Regions from separate parts of the Mus musculus genome. Here regions 1 and 2 are each linked to region 3. Evidence: chromatin loops called from intact Hi-C (ENCODE). Cell type or tissue: heart. All regions are shown on one strand.

Evidence for each region. Hi-C counts contacts between places; a loop is a spot of excess contacts. Peaks named below come from ENCODE experiments on the same cell type or tissue, not always from the same donor. Only the 100,000 strongest peaks of a DNase experiment are listed, where the experiment ranks them.
Region 1: a loop joins it to region 3, with 6 times the contacts of the local background. A loop is called at or near these places in 5 of 42 quality-filtered maps.
Region 2: it touches region 3 in a loop (6-fold over the local background); 29 of 42 quality-filtered maps call a loop at or near these places.

What each region holds. Positions count from the first base shown.
Region 1 is chr4:46,495,004-46,500,003 of GRCm38, forward strand. Nans (N-acetylneuraminic acid synthase (sialic acid synthase)) reads left to right here. Exons shown (of 6, transcript NM_053179.3): 3 at 4,040-4,139. Gm22247 (a small nucleolar RNA gene) reads left to right here and starts at 152; the gene lies at 152-282. In heart, CTCF peaks have their summits at 2,732 (motif pointing right) and 4,193 (motif pointing left); a DNase peak (open chromatin) is centred at 2,698.
Region 2 is chr4:46,448,649-46,453,648 of GRCm38, forward strand. It overlaps Anp32b (acidic (leucine-rich) nuclear phosphoprotein 32 family, member B), which reads left to right and starts at 2,278. Exons shown (of 7, transcript NM_130889.3): 1 at 2,278-2,701. The coding sequence starts at 2,648. In heart, a CTCF peak has its summit at 2,391; DNase peaks (open chromatin) are centred at 2,423, 3,323, 3,653 and 4,003; H3K4me3 peaks cover 3,504 bases; H3K27ac peaks cover 4,593 bases.
Region 3 is chr4:46,388,044-46,393,043 of GRCm38, forward strand. Trmo (tRNA methyltransferase O) reads right to left here and starts at 1,394. Exons shown (of 5, transcript NM_001347095.1): 1 at 1,275-1,394. The coding sequence starts at 1,350. In heart, CTCF peaks have their summits at 1,845 and 2,600; DNase peaks (open chromatin) are centred at 1,148, 1,388 and 2,728; H3K4me3 peaks cover 2,247 bases; H3K27ac peaks cover 2,263 bases.

The DNA.
Region 1 (5,000 bases), 110 kb after region 3:
CAGAAGGATGAGGGGAGGCCGAGAGCTCAGGTTTCAGCTACATCACCCTTTTCCTGACACCGAGGTTCATCCATAGAACTTGAAGGAGCTGCTTCTCTTCCGTCATGGTAGGAGAGGGGGTAAAAAGCGAACCAGAAAAAGTGAAAAGACCTCCCAAAGTGTTGAGTTCAGTTCAGGGCAGCTTCCCTGTTCTGTTAATTAAACTTTGGGACATTGGAATTGGCTGAGGGAAATGACTGAATAGAGAGCATTACTCTATTCATATTCTTCTAGCCTACACAAACAAATAAAATACAGTTTTAAAAAGTTAAAAAAAAAGAGTGAAAAGACTAATAGTCCCAGCAGTTGGGAGGTGGCGTCTAGCCTGGGCAGCCCAGCCTGCAAGCTGGAAGCAATGCTGCTTTGCTGTGCTGGAAACCCCGCTCGGAGGCTCCTCTTCATTTGTTTGAGGCTAGTTTTCCGGCTAGCCTGGGGCAGTGAGACAGAGACGGGTAGGAGTACCTTTACAAAAGACTTAAGTTGATTTTGCTTTGCCAAGCCAGCATTTCCTGCCAGGCCTCCTTAGAGCTGGCTTGGTTGGGTTCTGTCTGTCCTTCCGTGTCCACCACCTCCGTTTCAGTGGCAGGTGGTTCCCGCACTCACCTTCCTGACTTCCTTCTGCCAGCCATCATTTTAACGAGTTCTGTCTTCCTCTGCTGTGCAGGATGTTCCGGGCGGCTCTGTGTGCTCAGGAGAGGTTAAGGTGTGGCAGGAGTTTATGGAGTCTGAAAAAGTTCGTAGGACACGTGTCAGGAGGGTGTGCAGAGGAGGTGGATTTTAACCAAAGAAAGCTTAGTATTGAGGCCGCAGGCAGAAGCCGTGAGCCTGGCAGCCCTGCTGGGCACCTGAGCAGTGACTCCGCTCTGCCACTGCGCTCTTCCTTCTCTCCCCTGGGTGCCTGCTGCCTCTGACAGGGCTGGCCTGTCCTTTTGGGCTCTGTGCTCTGTCAGTGTAAAAACTACAGCTCTCATCTTAAAGGGACCAGGAGGTAGTTTATTCTGGAGCTATTCTGAGTGACAAGAGCCTGGGAACACAGATTTAGGTTACCCCAGATTCCATGCTCCAGTGTGGAGCAGTATCGCAAGGTTTTTATCGTTTTACAGAACAAAGGAAGCCATGAATCGAGGTACCTTTAAAATACATTTGGAAAGTACAGCAGAGAAGTAGGTACAGCGAGGTGGGGGAGCTGTTCTGTAGGCCCAGGGTGTCTGTCGGCATTTAGCTCATAGATTGGCAGAAGCTAGTGTGCCCCACTAAGTTAACAGCGTCTAAGAGGTTTTTATTTATTGCCATGAGCTGTTCAGATACAAAGAGGGCAAGGCATGGCTGTACCGGAAGGCTAAAACTAGGCCAAGATAAAGGTCATTGGTTCCTGAACCTACAAAATTCCAGTCTCCCCACAGTACTGCAGATAGGTCTTCCAGAAGTTGTTTTCTTCCTCTTCTTCCTCCTCTTCCTCCTCCTCGTTTTTGTTCACAGCCAGACTCTATACCTTTTTTCTTTAAAGGATTTATTTATTTATTTTACGTGAGTACACTGTCTCTGTCTTCAGACACACCAGAAGAGGTCATTGGATCCCGTTATAGATGATTGTGAGCCACCATGTGGTTGCTGGGACTTGAACTCAGAACCTCTGGAAGAGCGGTCAGTGCTCTTAACTGCTGAGCCATCTCTGGAGTCCCCAGACATACCTTTTTTTTTTTTCCAGGAATTTTTGGTGCAGTTCCCCAGTGGTCACTCACCCCTGCACCCACACCCTATCGTCACCACGGGCTTCTCTTTCCTCTCCGGTGTGATTCCCCAGCCGAAAGGGCTTTAGAAAAGCCCCAGTTTCCCAGTGTGGCTGACCATGCCTGTAACCCCAGCACTCAAAGCAGGGCTATTCGAAAGGCAATTTGAGGCTAGCCTGGCCTACGTATGGTGGTGTTGTTTGAAGAAAGAGAAGCCCTAACCTTCCTCTTTCAGTAACTCCTTTTTGGACTACAGCTTCTCTCAGTATACACACAGAAGAAAGGTTCTGTGAGCGCACACTGCCTGTTCTTATTTTATTTATGTATTTATTTTTGAGGCAGGGTCTCTCTGCAGCACTGGGTGTTCTGGAACTCCCTGTGATCAGGCTGGCCTCACACTCCATCTACCTGCCTCTGCCTTTGGAGTGCTGGTTCAAAGGCATGCCTACTGTCTCCTCTTAATAAAGTTTAAACAGTTCTGAGTCAGTCAGCCTGGCACAATGGTACATGCCTGTGACTGAGACTGAGGCAGGAGAATCAAGAATTGGAGGCCAGTGTAGGCTACATAGCAAGTTTCAGGCCAACATAGAATAAGAGCCTGTCTCAGAAAGCGAAGAAAAGCAATCCTCAGTCAAATCAGGTTGATAGACCTGGCTTTAAGACCAGAGAGGTTTATGTCCTAAGGAGCAGTGAGCTGGTCAAAGTTCCCTCAGCACTAGTCTACTGGGAGTGTCCTGTTCTGTCACTGAACCCAGTCACCGTCTGGGGAGCTATTAATTGATTGAATTACTTTAAGGCAAACTGAAAAGAGGAGGTGATAGGGCTGTATGGCTTGTGCCAGGGGAGGGGTCTCACAGCAGTAGGGCAGGTTAGAGGAAGCCAGCTGGTCCTAACCTAAAGGTGGCAGGTTTGCTCCTTGCCAGGGTGATGAACCAAAGGGGCAGTTCTCAAAATGGCCACTAGATGTCGATAGTTCCCCAGGGGGATTGCAAAATGAGGTGCACTCCTTCCTCCTAGCAGTTTAAAAAAATAATAACTAGAAGATGATAGAATTCCATTTCATATTTCATAGTCCCTGTAGGTAAATCTTTGAGATTTTTTTTTCTGCACTAGGCGTCCTTACCTGCGCTTGCTTAGTCTGTCTCCTGAGCCCACACTTTGTCTGCTAGAGGTTCTAAACCTGCCAGGAAGGTGAATGGAGGTCTGTGGCCGTGGGCTAGTTTAAAAATGTCTTTTTTCATTTTTCAAGTTTTTTAAAAAACATAATTTATTTTTATTTATGGGTATGGATGTTTTGCCTACAAATATGTCTGTGTACCATTTGAATGCCTGATACCCTGGAAGGCCAGAAGAGGGAAGGAATCGGGTCTCCTAGAACTGGAGTTACAGGTGGTTGTGAGCCTCCACGTGCATGATGGGAATCAAACCTGGGTCCTCTGGAAGAGCAGCCAGTGTCCTTAACCCCCGAGCCATTCTCTAGCTCTTGTTTTCTTTTTTGAGACAAGTTCTTATTATGTCATCCTTGCTGACCCGAAACTTGCTGTGTAAGACCAGGCTGGTTTTGAACTCATAAGAGAATCCACCCTTATTAGTTCTTGCAATTTAACAGGATAACAGAATATGAGATTTTACTTTTGGGTGGTGTGTGTGTGCGTGTGTGTGTGTGTGTGTGTGTGTGTGTGTGTGTGGTGCTAGGGATCAAACCCAGGGCCTCACACAGGCCAGAGAAGTACTTGTCCATCTCCCCCCAAGATTGTCCTGGAACCATTTGCTGACAGCTCCCAGCCTCCTGAGTCTTCTGGTTGCATCCTACATTATAGGGTTCATTGAGTCTGAATGGCGGCTGGTTGGCTTTCTTGCAGGCCCCACAGTTCAAGGTCTGAACAGGCCAGCTGCTGATGAGCAGGTCAAACCAGGACACAGATTGCTCCATTTGCCTCTCCTGGTAGGAGTCAGTGTCTTCTTTCTGGTTGTTGACCTTTGAGGGCTGGTCACTCTTTCTGCCTGGCTCTGGGTCATGCGTAGGTCACAGCCCTTTTGCTTTTGTTTACAAGTCTTTGGGGGAAAGAACAGTCTGGCCAGAGGTAGTGTTTCCTTCACAGATTCTTGTAGCAACTGATGGCCGGAACAAGCCCTGAGTGTTCCCTGGACAGATGGGTGTGCAGACATAGAATGATGCATTCTCTGGTCTGCGCCAGCTTCCTCTGTCCTATACCACAAGGACAGAGTTCTGACCAATAGTGAAAGGTATTCCCTCTGATTTTTTGTAGATGGCAGTTGAGTTTCTGCACGAACTGAATGTTCCCTTTTTCAAAGTTGGATCTGGGGACACTAACAATTTTCCCTACCTGGAAAAGACAGCCAAGAAAGGTAAGCGTCTTTCCTAAAACCAGACCCCAAGCTTTGTGTTTCTGCCCCCTAGTGGCTGCTCACGGTAATAGCGCTTATGGGTACTCCACTGTTTCTGTTGTTTTTGGGTTTTTGGGTTTTTGTTTTTGTTTTGTTTTGTTTTGAGACAGGGTCTCTCTATGTAGTCTGACTGGCATGGAACTTGCTGTGTAGCCCAGGTTGGCCTCAAACTCCTAGAGATCTGCCTGTCTCTGCCTCTCGGGTGCTGAGATTAAAGATGTGCACCACCACACCCAGCTTTGGAGACCCATCTTAGAAACCTGCTTCTACCCTTTCGTTTTGGGACAGTGCTAGGGACTGAACCCAATGCCCCGGGCACCTGTATGAGTACCACCATGGAGCCACATCCCTGGCCAGTGCAGGAATCTCTTCCCTAACGTCTCCACACGACACTAAATGGATTCCCCCGTGTGAATTTCCCTTCCCTCATTTCAAACCTGGGATGGAAGCAGGTCGTATTACTGGGATATTCTGTACTTATCTCATGGGCAAGGTATCAGAAGCTGTAAGGACGGGGCTCTGTGCAGGCCAGCAACAGGGCTGGTAGCTCTTGGCCTCTCTCAGTTGTGCTCTTGCACTGGCGAATCACCATACTGCAGGCTGCGTATCTCTAGTCCACAAGGCTTGGGGCTAGGAATGATCCAGAATTTCGAGTGTTTCAGACTTGAGATTTGTAGGAAGAGATGAAGCTCGTCTGTCCTGGGCAGCCTCTTGATTAGCAGAGATGCCTCTCTTCCCCTCAGGGTTGAGGTCCTTGGTGTGCTTCCCTTCGCTGAAGCATGGTGCCGAGGACAGTGTATCTCCTCCTCAGTCTTGGTGCGG
Region 2 (5,000 bases), 61 kb after region 3:
TTACCAAGTCTCAGTATTGCTCTCCAACGTTTTTGAGTTTGCTGGAATTCACACACATTCTGATGCACAGGTGGCTTTAAGATAAAGAAGTGCCCAGCCTGACAGTGTCAGCCTTACTGTGTCCTGTGCGTGGGCATTAGCATGGAGGAAGTGGCAGGAAGGAGACCCACTTGCACAGCCGCCCCTGACAGACCAGAATGTCCTCACTGTCCCGCACTTCCTTCCAACTATAGCTCAAACCATGAACTCATGGACGACTGCAGGTTGGATACGACTGCATACTGTCCCTCTTCCTCACACAGATCCATTAGTGACAGTGACATTAAGCACAGCAATATTTAACACCAGGCCCTGTGACAACAGCCCCTTCAGGCCCTTGGACTGAGAGTCCTGTAGACGTTGGTAGGGCGATGAGACACACCCTGTGCTGCCTGTGTTATTTATGCCTCTGGCAGTGAAGCCCCTGACAAAGCAGCATGTCACTGGGACACATGCTCTTTGTTCAGAGGTGCATGCCAGCACCGACTGTGCAGGAAGGCACAGTGCCCTGTCTGTAGTCGCTCTTCCTCTGACTCTCTGGCCTTCTTTTTTGTTGTTGTTGCATGCTGTGGCTGTGCTTATTAACTACTCTGTAGCTTAATCTTATTAAACATACATTCATCCTGTAGACTGTTTACCATGGGAAAGATAACAGTCTCAACATACTAGCTAGGATCAATCCCACCATCCTTGGGAGTTACCAGACTACTCCTCTCTCGCAGACCATACCTGCCACCAACAGCACATGACACCACCTGTGGGCTACCTGTTCTCATAGGGCCCTCAACTGTTTTCCATCCAGTGTACCAAAGTAAGAGTCCCCAACGGTGACTCACTCTAGACCAGGGTGGAGCAAAAATATGGCAGATTTGAACCAGACCTATAAAGCTTAACTTTGTTGGGCTACTGGTGATGATTAAACCTTAATTCCTCATTTTTTTTCAATTAAGATATCACCAACTTCATAGGGGTTGCCTGAAAGTTAAATGGGACATAACAGCGCAAGCTCTTAAAAGCCAATGCTCGGTGATTGATTATGGAAGCGCTTCAGTAGATTTTTTTTTTTTTTTTTTGAAAAGCTTTTTGCATAGCTCAGTGAAGCCTATCAGGTAATAGTTGGAGATCTTTTGTGACAAGGAGCACAGCACTCCCTTCCTTTCCCCACATTCTCCTGTCTTAGCCTTCCAGACTACCACGGAATTATGAGTGAATCTACACCTATAACTATTCACCTTTCCCCCATAACCTACACATCTTCTTTTCTCTTGAATTATTATTTCTGAATCTGATATATAATCATTTAAAAGTTTGGGCCTCTAAGGCAAAATGGGATGATAGGAAGAGGCTTCTTGCACTAAAATCTTAGGGTAATACCTAGATGATGTTTTTCTCCAGTAAACAGTAATCTTTAGTGCCTCTGGTTAATATCAGAGGTAGGCTCCTCATTTAACACAACGCCGTGTGCTTTAAATCCAGGGACCCTTAAAATTAGACTTTGACAAAGGCTGCCAACCCAGGACTCAACTTAATGGTGACCAAGAATGTATACATCTTCCACGGGTGCCCCAAGAGATAAAAGTCAGAAGGTGGGGACTGAGGCGTCATTAAAATTACTAATGGTTTCCTTCACTAGTGGCTCACATGTTTAAAAACAGTGTTTATGTATAGTTGTTTTCTGTCTCCTTGGCTAGTTTGTAGTTTAAGTACTGATAAAGTTCTAAAGTATATTAAATTTTTTATTTTTAAAAACAAACACGTGCCAAGGGGAAAGTTTCCTGAACTGGGGATGCTCAGATGCGGCGTGGCTTGGGCAAGAGGCTGGAGCTGCCTGCCCCTGCTGATGTTTTAGTACAACACGGCGGGGAAGCGAGCACAGCCTCACCAGGGTCCTCGATGGCACTTCTAACATCACTGGACCTAAAGGCAGCGAGGTCGGGCTATGGGCCTCAAAACTGGGAGGAACAGGGTGAACCCCAAAGCCACAGCCTCTGAGGGCGCCCGAAGGCTCAGGCGAAATTGGGTCCGGGAGAGCCCGGAAGAAGGCGCGAGGCTGAGCCTGCCCGTCGACCTCCAGGAGAGCGCGGGTGCCGGTGGGGGTGGGGGCGGGGGTCCCGGCACCGGAAGGTCTTACATCAGCCAGCCCACGTGCGACCCGAGGGCCAGGAGGCGCGCGCGACCCGGGAGGCGGCGCCGCAGTCCGGGCTGAGCTTAAGGCGGGTCCCGCCCCGCCCTCCGTGCGCCTCCCAAGTCCGCGCTGCAGCCCGGGCTCCCGAGCCGAGCGGCGCCGCGCAGGGCCGAGTGGAGCCGAGCAGCCGCCGCGTCGCGTCGCCGGTTTAAGCGCAGTGCGGGGCCTTGGCCGGGGGCGGCGGTAGTGAGGCCAGAGCCGCGCTCCAGCCCCCTTTTCCCTCCATGGTTTCTCTCCGCTCCCGCGAGTAACTTGGCTCCGGGGGCTCCGCTCGCCCGCACGCCCGCACGCCGCCCGGGGACCACGCCGCCGCCTCCTCCAGCCGCCTCCCTCCGACGGCCCTCGCCGCGCAGGCCGGGTCGCCTCTCCCCCCTCCGCCCCCGCCGCGGAAAGTTAAGTTTGGAGAGGGGGGACGAGGGGAACATGGATATGAAGAGGAGGATCCACCTGGAGCTGAGGAACCGGACCCCGGCAGCCGTAAGCAGAACCCCTCGGGCGCCCGCGCCCCCCGATGACTTGCAAGTAATGGTGGCCACCTGCGGGCCACCGGGCTCCGGCCGCGGCGCGGGGAAGGCGCTGCTCGCAGCTCGGACGGGGACAGGGAAGGCGGGCGGAAGGCGCGGAGGGGGGAGCGAGCGCGCGGGCTTTAACTCTTTGGCGCCCGCGGGCCCCCGCGGCCACGGGGAGGACGGCGGGTGGAGAAGCAAACTTTGAGCCGCTCGCCCGCCCGGTCCTCTCCCGGAGGGAGCGCTCGCGCGTGTGGCCGGCGGCGAGGGCGGGCGCGGGGGTTGTGTAACGCTGGGAGCCATGTTTGCAGCCTCCCGGGATGCGCGGCCGGGCGGAGGCCGGGCCTGCCGAGGCGCCGCGCCGCCGCCAGGCCCGCCGCGGGGCCGGGCCGGGTTCCATGCGCCCCGCGGCCGACAGGGCCTCGCCGCCGAGGAGGGTGTTCGGGTCCCTGAGGGGGGCGCGGAGCCCCCCTCGGGCGCGGCCTGGCGCGGAACGGGGGAGGGGCGGGCCTGGCGGCGGAGGTGGCGCAACCGCCGCCCCTCCCGAGGCCAAGTTTGAAAAAAGGATGCGCTTCCCGCCATTTTTTCAAGCCTAAAAAAATCCAACTTTGCCCCTCCTTTGCCCGGCTCGCCTTCGCCCTCGGCCTTGCCCACGCGGGCTCCCCGGGCCAGCCGGCCCGGCACCGTCACCGCCGCGGTGGCTTCGCCCTCCCCCGCGCCGCCGCCCGGGGCCTTGCCCGAGAGGGAGGCCGGCCCCTCGGTGTGGGCGGCCGGCGGCTCCGCGCGCCAGCCGGGGCGCGCCACAGCGCCATGTTGGCGGGCGCCGTCTTCCTCCGCCGGGTGAGCCGGCCGCCCTCGCGCTGCCTGTCGGTCCCCGGGCTGCCCCCGCCCCGCGGGGCTCGTCTCCGCGCGCACTGGAAGCGCGGCGCTCGGCCACCGCCGCCTCGTCCCCTCGCGGGCGCCCTCCCCCTTCTTAAAAGGGCAACGGTGGCCGACGCGGGGCTGGGGCGGCCTGGGCCCCGCACGTGCTCCACGCGGCGGCCTCTGCGGCCGGCTGTGCGCAGGCCGCGGGCCCGACGCCGCTCTCGTGCGCTGCGGCGCGCGTGGGCTCGACCCTGGGCCCACGAGGTCGAGCGGGACAGGCGGCCTGGGCTGGCGCCCTCAGGTGACTATGGCTAACAAGTTGGGAACTTGTGGCGGTGGCGTGCCCGAGGCTTTGTGTTTGGAAAGGCCTGCCACAGGCCTTGAGGTCGGCCCCGCAGAAGTGTGGGGCGGTCCCTGAGGACTGATTGGGTGGTGTCCCTGTTCCCGGGGCCCTGAACATTTCACCGGCACGTGTCCCTTCCATCCCTCCGTCAGACATTTTGTGCCCACCACGTGCTGGGAAATTGAGTTGTTAGACCATCTTCTTCCTTGAACTTGAAACGATGAGTTCATGCCTTGAGCTTTTCACTCTAGTCAGCCACAAAAATCAATAGAGTAGGAAGTAACTAAATTTAGGTAGAGTACTCATTTTCACCTTAAATCCTCTTGACTACGTCTGGCCAGAGCCATGGAATTAGACGTGAATTAGGGACTACACTTTTAAAGCGCCCACAAGCAACAAGTGGTTGATGGAGAAAGCACTGGGCCCCCTTGTTCTCTTGAACCACTGATTTATTGCGTTTTCAGCTTACAGTATGGCAGGGCCCGACAAACCTGCGGAAACGAGTGTCCCCTGCCCTCCTGGTCCTCGGACTTGGGAGGGCACGCTACCTCCTTTTTGTACCTTGGCAGATTAGAGGGTCCTTGAGTAAGTGTCCTTTTGAGATAGCCACCAAGAGTATGAGGATGTGGAGGGCAAGCTACTTAGAGGGAGCCAGGCCATTGGTAGATGCTTATTTAGAAAAAACTTTGAACCCCAAACTGGAGGAGTTGAAGGGAAAATTGCTGCAGGTTTTTGTTTTTTATTTGTTTGAGACAGGGTCTTTCAAGCAGTACGAAGTCTATGCTGACTTCTAACTTGCTATCCCTCTGCCCTAGCCTCCTGAGTACTGGTACCATCACACCTGGAAATTTGGGGGGGGTCTTGTGTTTTGCATGCAGTGTCATAGGCAAATGAGAAGTTTCAACCAAGATGGTGCTTTTTAAATGAACTCATTCTTCTTGAGCGTGCTGGTGCTCTGATTCAGTACTCAGGAGGCAGAGGCAGGCAGATCTCAGTCAGTATGAGGCCAGCCGGGTCCTGCGGTGTGTCCTTGCCTCAAAAACAGAACCCTCAGCTCTTTGTA
Region 3 (5,000 bases):
GCAGTATAAACTATAATTTATAATTATTTCTTTTTATGTTCTTTATAGGGACACTCCAGATCTCCATTTTATTTAATTTGCATCAAACCTATCTATCCTATTATATCTTATTAGCACAACCAGTAAGATCTAGCACTAACTCTCACAATATGTTTCCTTGCTTTTTGCTTATACAAACTCTTTTTACTGTTGTGATGTATTAGACCTATTTTAAATCCTTGGGAGACAGAGGCAGGCAGATCCCTGAGTTGGAGGTAAGCCAGAGCTACGAACACACAATTTTTTTTTTTTTAAAGTCTTTAGGTGTAGCTCAGGTATACCCAGAACCCTTCCTGCCACAAGAAGAGGGCAGCACAAAGTGGAGATTCTTAGAGGTTCTAATTCATTACCTCAAAGCTCTAAACCAACAAGAGGACAGCCTGGTCTACAGAGTGAGCACAGGCCAGCCGGGGCTTCACAGAAAAATCCTGTCTCCAGGGTAGGAGTGTGGAGACAAAAATACTCTTATACAGAGGGGGGAAAAGAATATATATATATATATATATATATATATATATATATATATATATATACATACATACACATATAGTATGTATGTAAGTTAAAGCATAATACACCTGCCAGCCACTCCAAAGACCTCAGTGCCACTTCTTGCATCTCTGTCGACTGCTTCCAGGAGCTGCAATCTGATCTTTATCATCGTTTACTTCCTTTCAGAAAGAGATCTTATCATATGTACTTTCGAGCCTAAACAATACATTTTGAATTCTATAAAAGCTGACACCACCCTGTAAATTATCTATATAAACTGCCTTTCTCTCTCCATCTATATTGTGTGCGCTTCTGACAACTTTGACGTTTTCTCCAAGAATATTTACAATTACTACTGTATAGTTTTTGTTTGTTTGGGGGTTTTGTTTTTAAATCCTCATCCATGTACTGGTGGGAAAAGATTAAAGGCGAAGAAACTTGGACCAAATGAGGGCATCAGTCACACACATCCCACCTTCCTGTAACCCCCTACGGAAAAAGACCACACTACACACGTGGCCGACGCAGCTACTGTACTGAAACTAAGCCCAGACCACACCCCGTGTACCAAGATCCTAATACGTCACTCCCGTTAGCCTTAGCATGTCACGTGGTCGTCGAGACACGTGACCCTTACTTTGGCGGCAAGGACAAGAATGTACGTCAGGTGGCTCGCGTTCTTCTGGCCAGGGAAGCGGGCCGCCTAGCTTAGGGTGCGGCGCCACCTTTTTCCATAACGTTACCTGCCTCCAGGGCCGGCTGAACGCACCCACATGGGGCCGCCGTAGCACACGAGCCCTGCTTCTCCAAGCCGCGCATGGTTACAGGCCGCTGAGTCGTCCGCGCGCCCAACGCTGATTTCCGCTTCCGCGCGTTAGGCTTTGGCGCCTGCGCAGTTGTCGCTAGGTGCCGGGTCTTGGAGAACGCGCTCAATGGCGGCCGAGCTGCCGCGTGGAGGGTGGGTTCCCGGACGCCGTGAGGCCCATCATTCACCCACCACGCGGCGATGGCGGCCTCGCGACAGCCTGCACCATACCCTCCGAAGGTGGGACATGTGGATAAAGATGTACACGCAAAGATACCCTTGAATTATAAGCGGCCTCGGTGACCAAAAATAACCTTGAGTTTAAAGGGAAAGGATGTGAATGTCCATCTATGATCACATAGCAAAAGAACTGGAGTTTGGGACTTTTTTTTTTCCATTTATTGTGTGCGCGGGAGCATGTCAAAGTCAAATGACAAAATGCCGGAGCCGATACTCCTCATGGCCGCGTAGCTCCCAGGATCAAAGTCAGGTCGTGTTAGCCGGTTCCTTTACTCGCTGAGCCAACTAGCGGCCCAAGAGCTGGACGTTAAATGTTTAAAATTTCCCTTGGACGTGGGCATACGTGTTATATTTATCACTCCCCTCCACTTTTTAAGTAATAACTATTTGTCGGAAAAGGGCAAGAAAATCAAGAATGGTAGGTGTTACAAGCAAGCTAGGCTAGAAGTTATTAAGTGAGAACGTTTGTGCTCCAAACCACTGGAACCGAAATAAGGATGAAGAGCCAGCAAAAACCGTATTTTCTCTCCCTGCTCCAATTGCCTGCTCTTTAGCCACTTGTAAGATTCTTTAACCGCCCCTCCCCCCCAAAAAAAGATTCTTTAACCCAAACTCTTTGCATACATGATTATGTTTGGGGATTTCAAAATCTTGTTGGTTTCGAAGAGAGGGGGGAATCCACCTGACATTACCTGTAATATAAAATATTAAAAAATGCGAATCCACGGATTAAAGGCTTAACCGTGAAAAGCTGTTTCCAAGTGTTTGTTGTCACTGACTAAACAAGTCCCTAGTAGGAAATAATCAGTATTAGGAGACAGGTTTTTGAGAGAAAGTTGTGAATTCTTAAGTTAAAACTGATACTGTGCCCTCTGTCAGTTTTGTCCATGAAATTTCCAAAAGTTTTTTACCCCCCTTTTTCTTGTAGAAGATAGAGTTGTTGTCTAGCTGGAGAAACAAGTTTGTGTGCCTTTGGGCAACACGTACACGCTGTAAAAATGGGCTAAGCTGCAGTTGCCACTAGTCGGCGCTGTTAATAAGACAGTCAAAAGTGAAAGGGGCTTGCCCTCCATCAAGATCTGCCACTCACTGCGTCTAATTCCCAACTCTGCCAACCACTGAGACTCAAAACCAAGTAGACTTGGAGATACTAGACCTAGGAATCTGTCATTAAAAATAGCGGAGCAAAAGGAGCTGGAGCGATGGCTCAGCAGTTCAAAGCACCAGCCAAGTTTCCAGAGGATTCAGGTTTGATTCTCAGTACCCACGTAGTAGCTCGCAACTTATGGTAACTCCACTTCCAGGGGATCTGATGCCTCTTCTGACCTCCACAGGCACCTACACACACATTTAAAAGCTGGGCCTGATGGCTCATGTTATAATCCCAGCACTGGGGAGACAGAGGCAGGCAGATCTCCGAGTTGGAGGTAAGCCAGAGCTACGAACACACAATTTTTTTTTTTTTAAAGTCTTTAGGTGTAGCTCAGGTATACCCAGAACCCTTCCTGCCACAAGAAGAGGGCAGCACAAAGTGGAGATTCTTAGAGGTTCTAATTCATTACCTCAAAGCTCTAAACCAACAAGAAAAAAGGAATAATTTGATTCGCTCTGGAGTCTAGATATGAATAGTAAGAAAATAATGAATTTATAGGGAATGGTAAAAGAAAATGAATGGTGGAGATGGTTCAGTGGGTAAGGAAGGCACTTGCCATGCAAGTAAGGGACTAGACTTTGGGTGCTCAGCCACCATGTAAATGCTGAGTGGGTGTAGCGACCTGCAGGAGGGAAGAACAGGTAAGCCCTGGAACAAGCTGGCTAGTTAGACTACCCCAAGTAGTGGGCTCTGGGTTCAGGTGAGAGCCCCTATCTGACTATATAAGCTGGAGAGCAATTGAGTAAGACAGACATCACCCTGTGGTTTCATAGGCTTGTACATACATGGGCAGCTATGAAGCCACACACCAGTACTTGAGAGCACATAAACACTTTAAAACAAAAGGCTAGGGGTGTAACTCAGTTGGAAGACTGATTGTCTAGTACATACAAAGTCCTTGGTTCAAACCTTGCACTGCATAAAGCCAGGTGTGGATACAACCTAGCACTGCATAAAGCCAGGTGTGGATAAGTGCTCACCAGGTGAGTTTCAAGCCAGCCTGGGACATATAAGACCCTGTCTTCAAAAATGAAAAACAATAAAGACAAACTTGAGTGGTTAAGAGCATGTGTTGCTCTTGCAAAGGACCTGGGTTCAATTCCCAGCAACCACAGGGACAGACAAAGCTCTCCATAGATGCTGTCTTCTGACTTCTGTGGGCACCAAGCATGCATGTACATGCAGGAAACACTCATACTCATAAAGTATTTTTAAACATTTAAAACCTTAGACATAGGGCTGGAGAGATGGCTCAGAGGTTAAGAGCACTGACTGCTCTTCTGAAGGTCCTGAGTTCAAATCCCAGCAACCACATGAGATCTGATGCCCTCTTTTGGGGTGTCTGAAGACAGCTACAATGTACTTACATATAAGTACTTACATATAATAAATAATATAATAAATCTTTTTAAAAAACCTTAGACATAAAGCCATAAAGACAAAAATGCCTGTGTACAGATGTCACCTCAAATATAAGAACCCTAGGGGAGAGTCCTGAACACCTGTATACGTGAAGGCTCCCCGGGTGGCTTATGTGCTGCTCTGCACCATACCCTCAGCAGGGGACTGAGTTTGTCTTTTTATAGAGTCTCAGAGCCTAGCACACACTCTTGCTGAATGAGCTTTTATTTGCCAAAGTTTGTCTTCTTTTTAGTCTTCTATAAAAGCCCAAGGAAAATCCAAACCAACAAAACATCAGGGAATATTTTCAAATATTTTCCCACCCAGAACTGTTTCTGTTCCTGCCTCTGGTCTCCTGTCCTGCTTGGGTCACTATGACTGTTATCACCGGATGAATTCCTGAAATACGAAAACTTCAACTTCATCATCGAAAAGCCTTACTCTGGGGCTGGAGAGATGGCTCAGCGGTTAAGAGTGCTGTCTGCTCTTCCCAAGGTCCTGAGTTCAAGTCCCAGCAACCACATGGTGGCTCACAACCATCTGTACTGAGATCGGGTGACCTCTTCTGGTTTGTCTGAAGGCAGCTACAGTGTACTTACATATAATGAAGAGAGAAAGAAAGAAAGGAAGGAAGGAAGGAAGGAAGGAAGGAAGGAAGGAAGGAAGGAAGGAAGGAAGGAAGGAAGGAAGGAAGGAAGAAAGGCCTTACTCCTCAGTTACCAGATAAATGATTAAGTCTACAAGTCTATACCCAGGGCTAAGACAATGACTCTGCTGGTTAGGTAGGAGTACTTACTTTTTATGGCCCAGTGTGGTGGTGTATGCCTTAGATGCCTCTCAGGATGCAAAGGTGGGCAGATCTCTGAATTT